2 separate regions of the Homo sapiens genome follow, and region 2 is linked to region 1. A link is a contact called in ENCODE Hi-C or POLR2A ChIA-PET data. All regions are on one chromosome and are shown on one strand. Each heading gives the region's core, a stretch centred on a gene start or an enhancer-like site at or near the end of the contact. The rest is flanking DNA. Distances are from core to core; before and after follow the strand shown. Region 1 overlaps KLF12 (KLF transcription factor 12). Region 2 holds the start of LINC00402 (long intergenic non-protein coding RNA 402).

The links. Hi-C counts contacts between places; a loop is a spot of excess contacts on that map. ChIA-PET counts read pairs that join two places held with the same protein, here RNA polymerase II (POLR2A). Pooled maps may share reads with other maps.
Region 2: a loop to region 1 is called in a map of CD4-positive, alpha-beta memory T cell, with 11 times the contacts of the local background. The contact joins the promoter of LINC00402 here to the enhancer-like site in region 1. A Hi-C loop is called at or near these places in 2 of 168 maps with a recorded cell type or tissue (CD4-positive, alpha-beta memory T cell and naive thymus-derived CD4-positive, alpha-beta T cell) and 8 of 50 pooled maps. POLR2A ChIA-PET finds 5 or more read pairs at or near these places in 1 of 52 experiments (activated CD4-positive, alpha-beta T cell).

Annotation. Positions count from the first base shown.
Region 1 is chr13:73,982,807-73,987,324 of GRCh38, forward strand. The region is part of intron 2 of KLF12 (KLF transcription factor 12); the gene reads right to left. Among named protein-coding and RNA genes, the nearest start is that of KLF12, 150 kb to the right of the region's middle. Within about 2 kb of position 2,290, at least 3 of the 41 ENCODE cell types and tissues checked have a DNase peak (open chromatin) inside an H3K27ac peak, as active enhancers do.
Region 2 is chr13:74,229,135-74,233,652 of GRCh38, forward strand. It overlaps LINC00402 (long intergenic non-protein coding RNA 402), which reads left to right and starts at 2,310. Exons shown (of 2, transcript NR_144451.1): 1 at 2,310-2,618. It also overlaps a transcript of KLF12 not described here.

The sequences.
Region 1 (4,518 bases), core at 1,040-3,539:
TCCCTCATCTACCACATACTGGAAAACTCTATCTTAATAAAAGAAATGTTCAGTATTTCAGGTTTTCTGTCACCCACTTTTCATTTATTTCAGGATTTCATTTTTCTTTCTTCTGTCACATATAATCATACTCTTTAACACTTTTTTTCCAAAAAAAAAAGAAAAAAAAGTAAAATTCATTCTCATTTTTCTCTCATTCTCCTTCTTTTGCTCTTACTCACATTTCATTCATCCTCTTGTTCAAATATTCATTGAAAAGATCTCTATAAGGCAGCTTAATACTTATCCAGTATGAGGCTCGCACCCTGTCCCTGTCTACCATCACTCCTCTCACCAAGGAATCCCTTTATCTTTGTTCCTGGAAGTTCAAGTGTACAGGGTTTCCTAGTCCTGTACTATGGCTCAACCAGAACGCCAGGCAACCAACCCTGGCACAGTCTAAGACTTAACATGCGATTAAAAAGCCACTTGCTTTCCAGCCCTGCTGTACAGAAGCTGCCCTATGCCACCACCTTTCTTGGTGCCAGCATGATTCAACTTAGTGATGTCAGCACGGACCTTTCACTACCCATCCCATTCTTCTCTCCAGTATCAGTGCCTTCTGGTTCGTGAACCTCTGTCTGAATTAACTACATTCCTGCTTATCGGGTGTTCTCCAGCACCGTGTCCTCCCAGTTACTGCCTGCCAATCTTGCCTCTAACTTACTCCCAGCCTTTATATTATTCATTCATATTCTGCATACAAACTATTGCTATCATTCTTGCTCATAACTTTGCTCTAAACTTTACTATCTGGACAAGTCCCTGGTGTCCCAATTATTCACATATTTCCATCATGTACAAAATCAGAATCCTCCTTTTCCTCATATTATGTTTTCTCTTTCCTAAACTCTCAATCACAAATCCCTGAGGCCACAAAGCCCTGGCCCCAGCCTGACTGGTCTATGGCATTATAGACAGGCAGTCAAGATCCCAAATCCAGGGAGCAGAGTGGCCTCAACCACAACAGACAGCAGTAACTGAGTCAAGTACCATATGAAAAAGCAAGAAGAGGCCACAAATAATCTTGCAGGTTCTCAGAGTCGTGCAGAATTCATAAGCAGTGAATCCAGGCAGGTGGTATTCTAGGGCAGATGAGCCTTCCTCATGTGGAGACGTCCATTCATGTGACAGCACTGTCCTCTCCACTACAAGGGTGGGTCCCAGGAGCAGTGCTTCAGACAGAAATGGGAAAATCAAGGAAAGAACAGGAACCAACAGAGGTCTATAATCCTCTATAAGATCCTCGGGTGGGGAGGACAGCAAGCAGGTAGAGCTGCAAGTGAAATGGCAGAGAAGAGGCAAGGAAAGACTTGGTGGTGGATTTGAACTATCTCAACTACATGTCTACATTTTCAGAACTGTCTTCCCTGCAGCATGCCATCATTTTTGGGTTATAAGAGCCACCCTGGCGGGACTCGGGGCAGTAGTGAAGCACCTGCCGCATGCATCTCACACTGGGAAGGTGCAGCTCACACACACTGTCGCCTATGTGCCTGCTCTCCTCGCTGGCACAGGGAAGCGGCTGGTCCACGGGATTGCCTTCATCTGCTTATTTTATTCATAGGCCATGACGCGTCTTGCTCAGGGAAGGGTGCCAGCTTCTCCCACAGTTCCCTGGCCTCTCTGAAGTTAGAGGCTTATGATCAGTGAGGGTCTATGTGGACTGGCATGTGCCCTTGTACATCCAGTGTGGCCTTCCTCTCCTGCGCTCCACTCTCATCCTTCCTTCCCGACTGCTAGCCCTGGTGATTTCAGCTCTGGCGCCAAATATATAGAAGCAACAGCCATATATAATGTGCTTAACTAGTTCCTACCATCATAGGAGGTCAAGTCCTTTTAAGTCCCATATTCGGCACCTTTCCCCTCATTCTGTTTCTCTTTTCACACCCCAACTGATACAGAATTTGGCACCAGAACTAGTTCCAGAAAAACAAAACGTTACGGATTCCTCCAGTTTGAAGATGAACTGTAGCTGATGCTGTTTTCCAGAAATGTTCACTACAGTATCTCCAGTCACATGTGCTCTTCCAGAATGTTTCCACTCTCCCATCAAGGGGTGGGGGATATGTCCCCTCCTTTTGAATTAATGAGCCTGTCTTTATAATCACCTGGATGAACAGAATATGGGGGAAATCACATGGCATCACTTCCAAGGGTGACACAGCTTCTGCCTGGTGTTATCCCCCCACCCACCTTCCCCAGTGCGCAGCTTTACTGTTAAGGAAGCCTTGGCCACATGAAGGCGTTGCAGCCAACAGACTGGCTGAGAGCCAGCACTAACTGGAAAACATGTCGACGAGAGTCTTCATGATTGCAGTCATCCGCCTTTGAACCTCAGCAGCCACTGAGCAGAGCAAGGAGAAGCCGACTCCACCAAGTCCTACCCAAGTAGCCACTTCAAGAGCAAAACACATACTGCTTTTGCTTTAAGCCACTAACCTGGGATGCTCTGTTTTGCAGCAATGGATGATGAAATCGTGGTTGTCACAAGGTGCCCAGATTCCAACTCTCAGTTAAAAAGGACACTCAACTCTCAGTTAAAAAGGAACACCTACCCTTCAATTTGAGTGCACATGATTGAAAACAGGGAAAGGGATTACTCACGGCAGAAGGGTGCAAGGCCGACAACCAGTGATTATCACAGTGTGCAACATTAGAAGGAGGCTTTAAACCAGGCTCAGGGTCCCAAACCCCAGACTCTGTGTAACTACCATCCCCTTTTTACTTACAGTCCTGGCTCTAACGACTCTCCATGTGTTTGCTCTCAATCTTCCAGCTTCTCATTGTCAAGCGGCCTTTCATTTTCCCCTAGATGCCAGCTATTAGCACTCTAAATTAAAGGAGTCATCCCTGAGATGTGAAGCTATTAAAACTGCAAAAGGCCCCTCTCACAGATTTTGCTCCCCTTAGACTCTCTGCTGTGTGAAGACGGATGAAAAGAAAAAGCTATACAGAACTTTTCCTCACTTTGATAACAAAAACAATCAAAAAAATTCCCCCAGAAAAAGTTCTTTGAAATCTAAAGGATCTCACTACCCTGAAAGAGGCAACAGCCCTAGCCTATCTGTTAATTTCAATAGATAGCTGCTGGCTAGGTATTAACTAAACTTTAAATACAGCTCCGGAGCCACAGCTGCAAGAGATACAGGATGTCTTAGTAAGTGTATGGGTTGTAAGTAAGTGCATGCTATCACCTCAAGAGCTTTTAACGAGATAACCAAACATGTTTCCTGAAACTAGATTTCAGTTTTATCAGATACGCTACAAATAACAACATTCAAAAACAAAGGAAAATTTGTTAGGCCAAAAGGTCTGATGAATTCTAAAAGTAGTTCATCTAGCTTTGAAGGCACATAAAACCATAGTATCACCATGTGAAACTGTGGTAAACAATCTACTGTTTGCAAAAAATTAGATATTTATTAGATTTTTTATAATGGGAAATTTTAATATTATCACTTGCTTCATTTAGCTGCAAAAGTGATTTGAATGGACTTTTTTCTTCCAATCACAAGAAGGAAGAAAATTATATTTTGATTGACATAAATCATAATTTGCTTGACTATTAATGGAATTAGCAAAATGAGAATTCTTTCAAAATTCCCAACCACATGTTTATGACAAAGGTAACATGTACCTGCAATCACAGTCACTTACGTTTTTGAAAACCTGTGGCTGGCAGAGTAATGGCCCCCTAAAGATGTCCATGTCCTAATCCCTGAAATCTGTTAGGTTACATGGCAAAGGGGAATGAAAGTCACAGATGGAATTAAAGTTGCTAATCACCTGACCTTAAAATAAGGAGATCATCCTGGATTATCTAGGATAGGCCAAAGTAATCACAATAGTCCTTAAATGTGAAGGAGGGAGGTAGAAGGGGAGAACCAGAGAGATGGCAGTACCAGAAGGACTTGGCCCAAAGCTGCTGGAGTTGAATGGACCAAGGAACCTGAGTAGGCTCTAGAGGCCGGTAAGGAAATGGAATCAGTCCTAGGACCTCCAGAAGGGAATATAATCCTCCCAATACTTTGAGTTTAGCCCAGTGAGACCATTGGACTTCTGACCACCAGAACTGTAAGATAAATTTGTGTTTTTTTTTCAAAACCACTAAGTTTGTGGTAATTTGTTACAGTGGCCATAGAAAACAAATTAAAAGCCTTTAATAAAAATAAATTCACTTTCATATTAAGTGTCTTGCTCTAAAAGCACAAATAGTTGAAGCAGCATGTTAAATATGAATAATCAATTGATTCTTAAATTGGAATTTTGAGAAACTTACACTCCATTAGACTATAAGATACACTGAAAAACTGATTACGTGTAAGACACAAAAAATCACACTTCTTGAGTCAATAATTATTAACATTATTAAATAAAATTCTTTAGAAAAAGTAAGAAATTCTCACCTAACATCAGCTTAAGAGAAGGGAAGAAGCTGCCTTATTAAAATAATATACAACTGTTGATACATAAAAC
Region 2 (4,518 bases), core at 1,060-3,559, 250 kb after region 1:
ATATTGAGCAAATATAATTATGTTGCCATTTCTCTGGCTTTTTGATTCTTGGAGCAAATCATCAAAGTTATGTATATGTCACTTTTGTGTGAAATTATAAGGGGGATAGTCGTTAGGAATGAAAGCTTTGAACCAAGATAAAAATACATAATAAGCAATGTGTCCCTAAATATTTTGAAGAATACATTCCTAAAGAGTTAAATCCTGGCCAAAAACAAGTCCTTTGACTCCTGTATTTATTATTCGTGGTTTTGAACATGCCAGGTTCACGAGTTCTACCTGCACTTGGCAACAATTCTGTACTTTCCTCAGCCCCATGGTGTGCTCAGCTGCTTGTAAAAAGTAAGGAAGCTCTGGTGACGGTGATGCATGGTAACAACAGTTTTTATTCCTGTCAGACTTGAAAGGGTGAGAATTTGGAAAAGGTAAGAGTTTATGAGATAGTCTTAATTAAAGAAAACTATTCACTTATACCAACACTTGGAAAGTTATCTAAAATACTAACTACTTCTTTTAGGTTGGAAAAATTAGAAGGTAACTGTTCCTTTCCATTTTTTCATAGGTACTGTGGGGCAGCCCAGGAGCCACTAACAACCAAGGCCTGCACCGGAATAAGCTACAAGGATTGGTTTGGAAGGCCAAAAACCTCAGCTGACCCTAAGTCAGTTCTGCTTCTTATACAGACTATTTCAGTCCCGTCTCCCCAGTGTTACCAATGTTGTGTTTCCACCTAATCCTAACTCCTTATCTTCTAAAATGTGACATGTTTCCTTGGCTCTTCAAAGCAAAATGGAAAGAGGGAGAGATTCAAATCCTAATGCTGTCACTTAACTGTGTGAAGATGGGTAGATGAGGTACATTACTTAGTTTCTCTGAGCTGTACTTTTCTCATTTTTAGAATGAGATGATAACACATGATATGATTTGGCTGTGTCCCCACCCAAATCTCATCTTAAATTGTAGTTCCCATAATCCCCATGTGTGTTGGGAGGGACCTGGTCGGAGGTAATTGAATCATGGGGGCAGTTCCCCTGATGCTATTCTTGTGATAGTAAGTTCTCACGAGATCATATGGTTTTATAAGGAGCTTCCCCCTTCACTTGACTTTCATTCTTCTCCTTCCTGCTGCCACGTGAAGAAGGACATGATTGTAAGTTTCCTGAGGCCTCCCCAGCCCTGCAGAACTGTGAGTCAGTTAAACCTCTTTCCTTTACAAACTACCCAGTCTTGGGCAGTTCTTTATAGCAGCGTGAGAATGGACTAATACACGTATCTTTAAGTTTTCTGTGGTGAAGATTAAGCATGGCAGACACAGAGTATGTACCCAATAAATAATAGGTATAATTGTGCTCATCCACACTCTCATCAATTACCTGGCAAAAATTCTATTCAAGGGCTAGGACTCTGCTACTCCACTCCAATCCTCTTCAGTTCCACTATGTTTACCTCAGTTCCCCAACCAAATGGGTAACAGCTGGTTTTGCATGAAAGTGAGCAACTATGGAGGCAGAGGATTGTCTCCTCACGTACTCGGGATGAATTCTACCCCGAGGCACCACACCCTTGTTGGGCCAACTGCACAGAATTCTGTGCATGCACGACTATCAAGTGTTTATCTATTGCCCCAGAAGCAAGCTTCTCTAAACCTGGTGCTTGTTTCTCTCCTATGCTTCCATCTCCTGTTGACCTCCCTTCCAATTCTTTCCAATGTGCCTCATGGAATTTTCATTCTGTTATGAGTAACCCTCTGTTGATCTCCTAGTTTTCATTAAACGTTGTCTGTGCTTCAAGAACACTGAATATCTTTTTGCTGTGTTAAATCCAAAGCTTAGTCATTGGTCCTCATCTTAGTTGAATCCTCAGTACTTTCGCTACTACCACCCTTGTACAAGCTGCTACCTTTTTTTTTTTTTTGCCTGAAATGATACAGTAGTGTATAAACCAAGTATCTCTGCTTGCATCGTCATCTGCCTGTCATGTATGCTCAATGTAGTAACCACAGTGATCCTTATAAAAGTAAAGTCAGGTAAATGTCACTCCTTGGCTACTTCAGGTCAGGGACCATGTCATTTTTTTTTTTCCCTCTGTATCTCCAGGGCTTATCGCTGAAACTTAGCAGGCACTCAGTAAATATTTTGCTAAGCAGTTAAAACTAAGAGAAGAAAGAGGAGGGAGAAATATGGTAATCACTTACCACATCCTCTTTTAACCTCTTGAATATCTTACCAATGTCTTCTTTTGTTCTTACTTTCACATCATTTGATTTGATAAAACAAAACTATTATCTAGAGAGGTAAGGCAGACTTGTGAACTGGACCCGTAGAAGTTAAGTGATGTCCCTGTTTGCAGTGTCAATGAGATTGAGGGCTTGGGCTTGAACCCAACCTTCTCCCTCCAAATAGCCTGCTCTTTCTGTTATGTCATGTTTCATATACAAGTTTGGGAGCCTCCAGCCCTGACTATCCCAACATATACAACATAATGTATATGTTGTCTTTGGAAATATCTTCTGTGAAGGCCAAGCATTTAATATTACAGGAAACCTTGAAGTGGATATGGAAGCTTGGCAGCCAGCTTGGATCTTCCTAAGAGCCTCTTTCCTTCATACCATCTTCAGAGTACGTATCATTCAATAGAGACTCTCTTGCACAGGAATTATTATTATATGCTTGCAAATAGTCTCAACCAAAATCTTTAACCTGGAAATGAAGATGGGCTACTGTCTAGGAAGCCTCTGATTTTGTTATTGGTTTTTATTATCATGTTAGGTTTGTATATTAAGGAGAAAAATTGGCAGAGAGCATCTAACCTATTAAAATTAGATATTCAAAGAAATTTAGTTTTGGGGGGTCTGAATTGATAATATAACATATGGAAGTTAAAATTCTAGAAGCTATGTTTACTATATGATTTCATGGTGTAACAAGATCTGGGAGTAACATAAACTAATCTACCTTCCCTTGTAAACAATCATCTTCCTTCCAAGTCTTGCTGGCAGAGGAAGAGGTTGTGGGACAGTGTGGGAAGAAGGAGGGAGTCAGAGTTAATTTCATTATGTGCTTCCTAAAGAATGGGTTATTCAACAAAAACACTAGTAACAACAGCAACAATGAAACTCCACCTCTCTGAAGTGTATAGAAGATTAATATGATATTTAAGTACATTTTAAATAGATTTTCTATTTCCAAATTGATAACTGTGGTCATGTAAACTTTCATGATCCTTTGCGGCTGACTCTCTTGTATGTCCATTTGGCAGTCTCAGTTTCTGCTACATTAATTTGACCTTGATAATTTATTCATTCATATATGTTTGTATTATTTCTTGAACCAGATTACTATAAGAAACTGTCTTGTTCTTGTCATATCTTTTTCCATGCTCTCACACCTCTAAATAATTATCTAAACCTAAAAAAGGATAAGTACTTTTTAGAAATTTACTTTACATTCAAAGTAGAGTGTCTTATCTAGGTTTGACAGTTTTTACACTCTGAAAATTGAAACTATATCAACAAAAGTAATTTTATACACTGTCCCAAGCTTTTAAGAAAGTGATAAATATACACTGTATATGACATTGAAGTACATTTTGAATAGCTTTTCTATTTCTATCTTGATAATTATGTGGTCCCACGTAGGTCAACAACAACAAAAAAGTGTTGGGCCATCCCATGTAGGTTGACAACAACAAAAAAGTGATAGGTATACAGTGATCTTTATACCTATCAAATTTTGTTGATCTTATTTATTTATTATTATTATTATTTTCTGAGACAGAGTCTTGCTCTGTCGCCCAGGCTGGAGTGCAGTGGCGTGATCTCAGCTCACTGCAACCTCCGCCTCCTGGGTTCAAGTGATTCTCTTGCCTCAGCCTCCCGAGTAGCTGGGACTACAGGCGCGTTCCACCATGCCTGGCTAATTTTTTGTATTTTGTAGAGACAGGATTTCACCATGTTAGCCAGGATGGTCTTGATCTCCTGAACTTGTGATCTGCCTACCTTGGCCTCCCAAAGTGTTGGGATTACAAGCGTGAGCCACCGCGCCTGGCCTGATCTTATTTTATAAAGATACACTGTATACCTATAACTTTTTTGTTGTTGTCGGCCTACATGGGATGACACCAGAACTTTTTACTTTTTTGCGACTTCTTCAGGGCCCTTCTGATCATACTGATTCCATGGTCCAGCAGCCCTGACCTGCTCCATCCACTATGTGCCCTGAAATGCATACCTGTGGTGGGAAACTCCCAACAGGAGCTTATGTCACATATACGTGGCCAGAAAAACACGAGAGTGCCTCGGGACAAGTATTTCACGAGCAATGGAAAAAAGTCATTTTGTTACCAGTTCTTCCAGAAGCATATTCACCCATGCAGATTCATAATCTGTAACACTTAAATACAATTTCTTTGTTTCTAATTACACATTGTAGTTTGGAGAAGCATGATAATATTCAATTAAAAGTAACTCATGAATTGTTTGTAGAAATCCCCGAGATGACTAAATATTCTATATGAAGA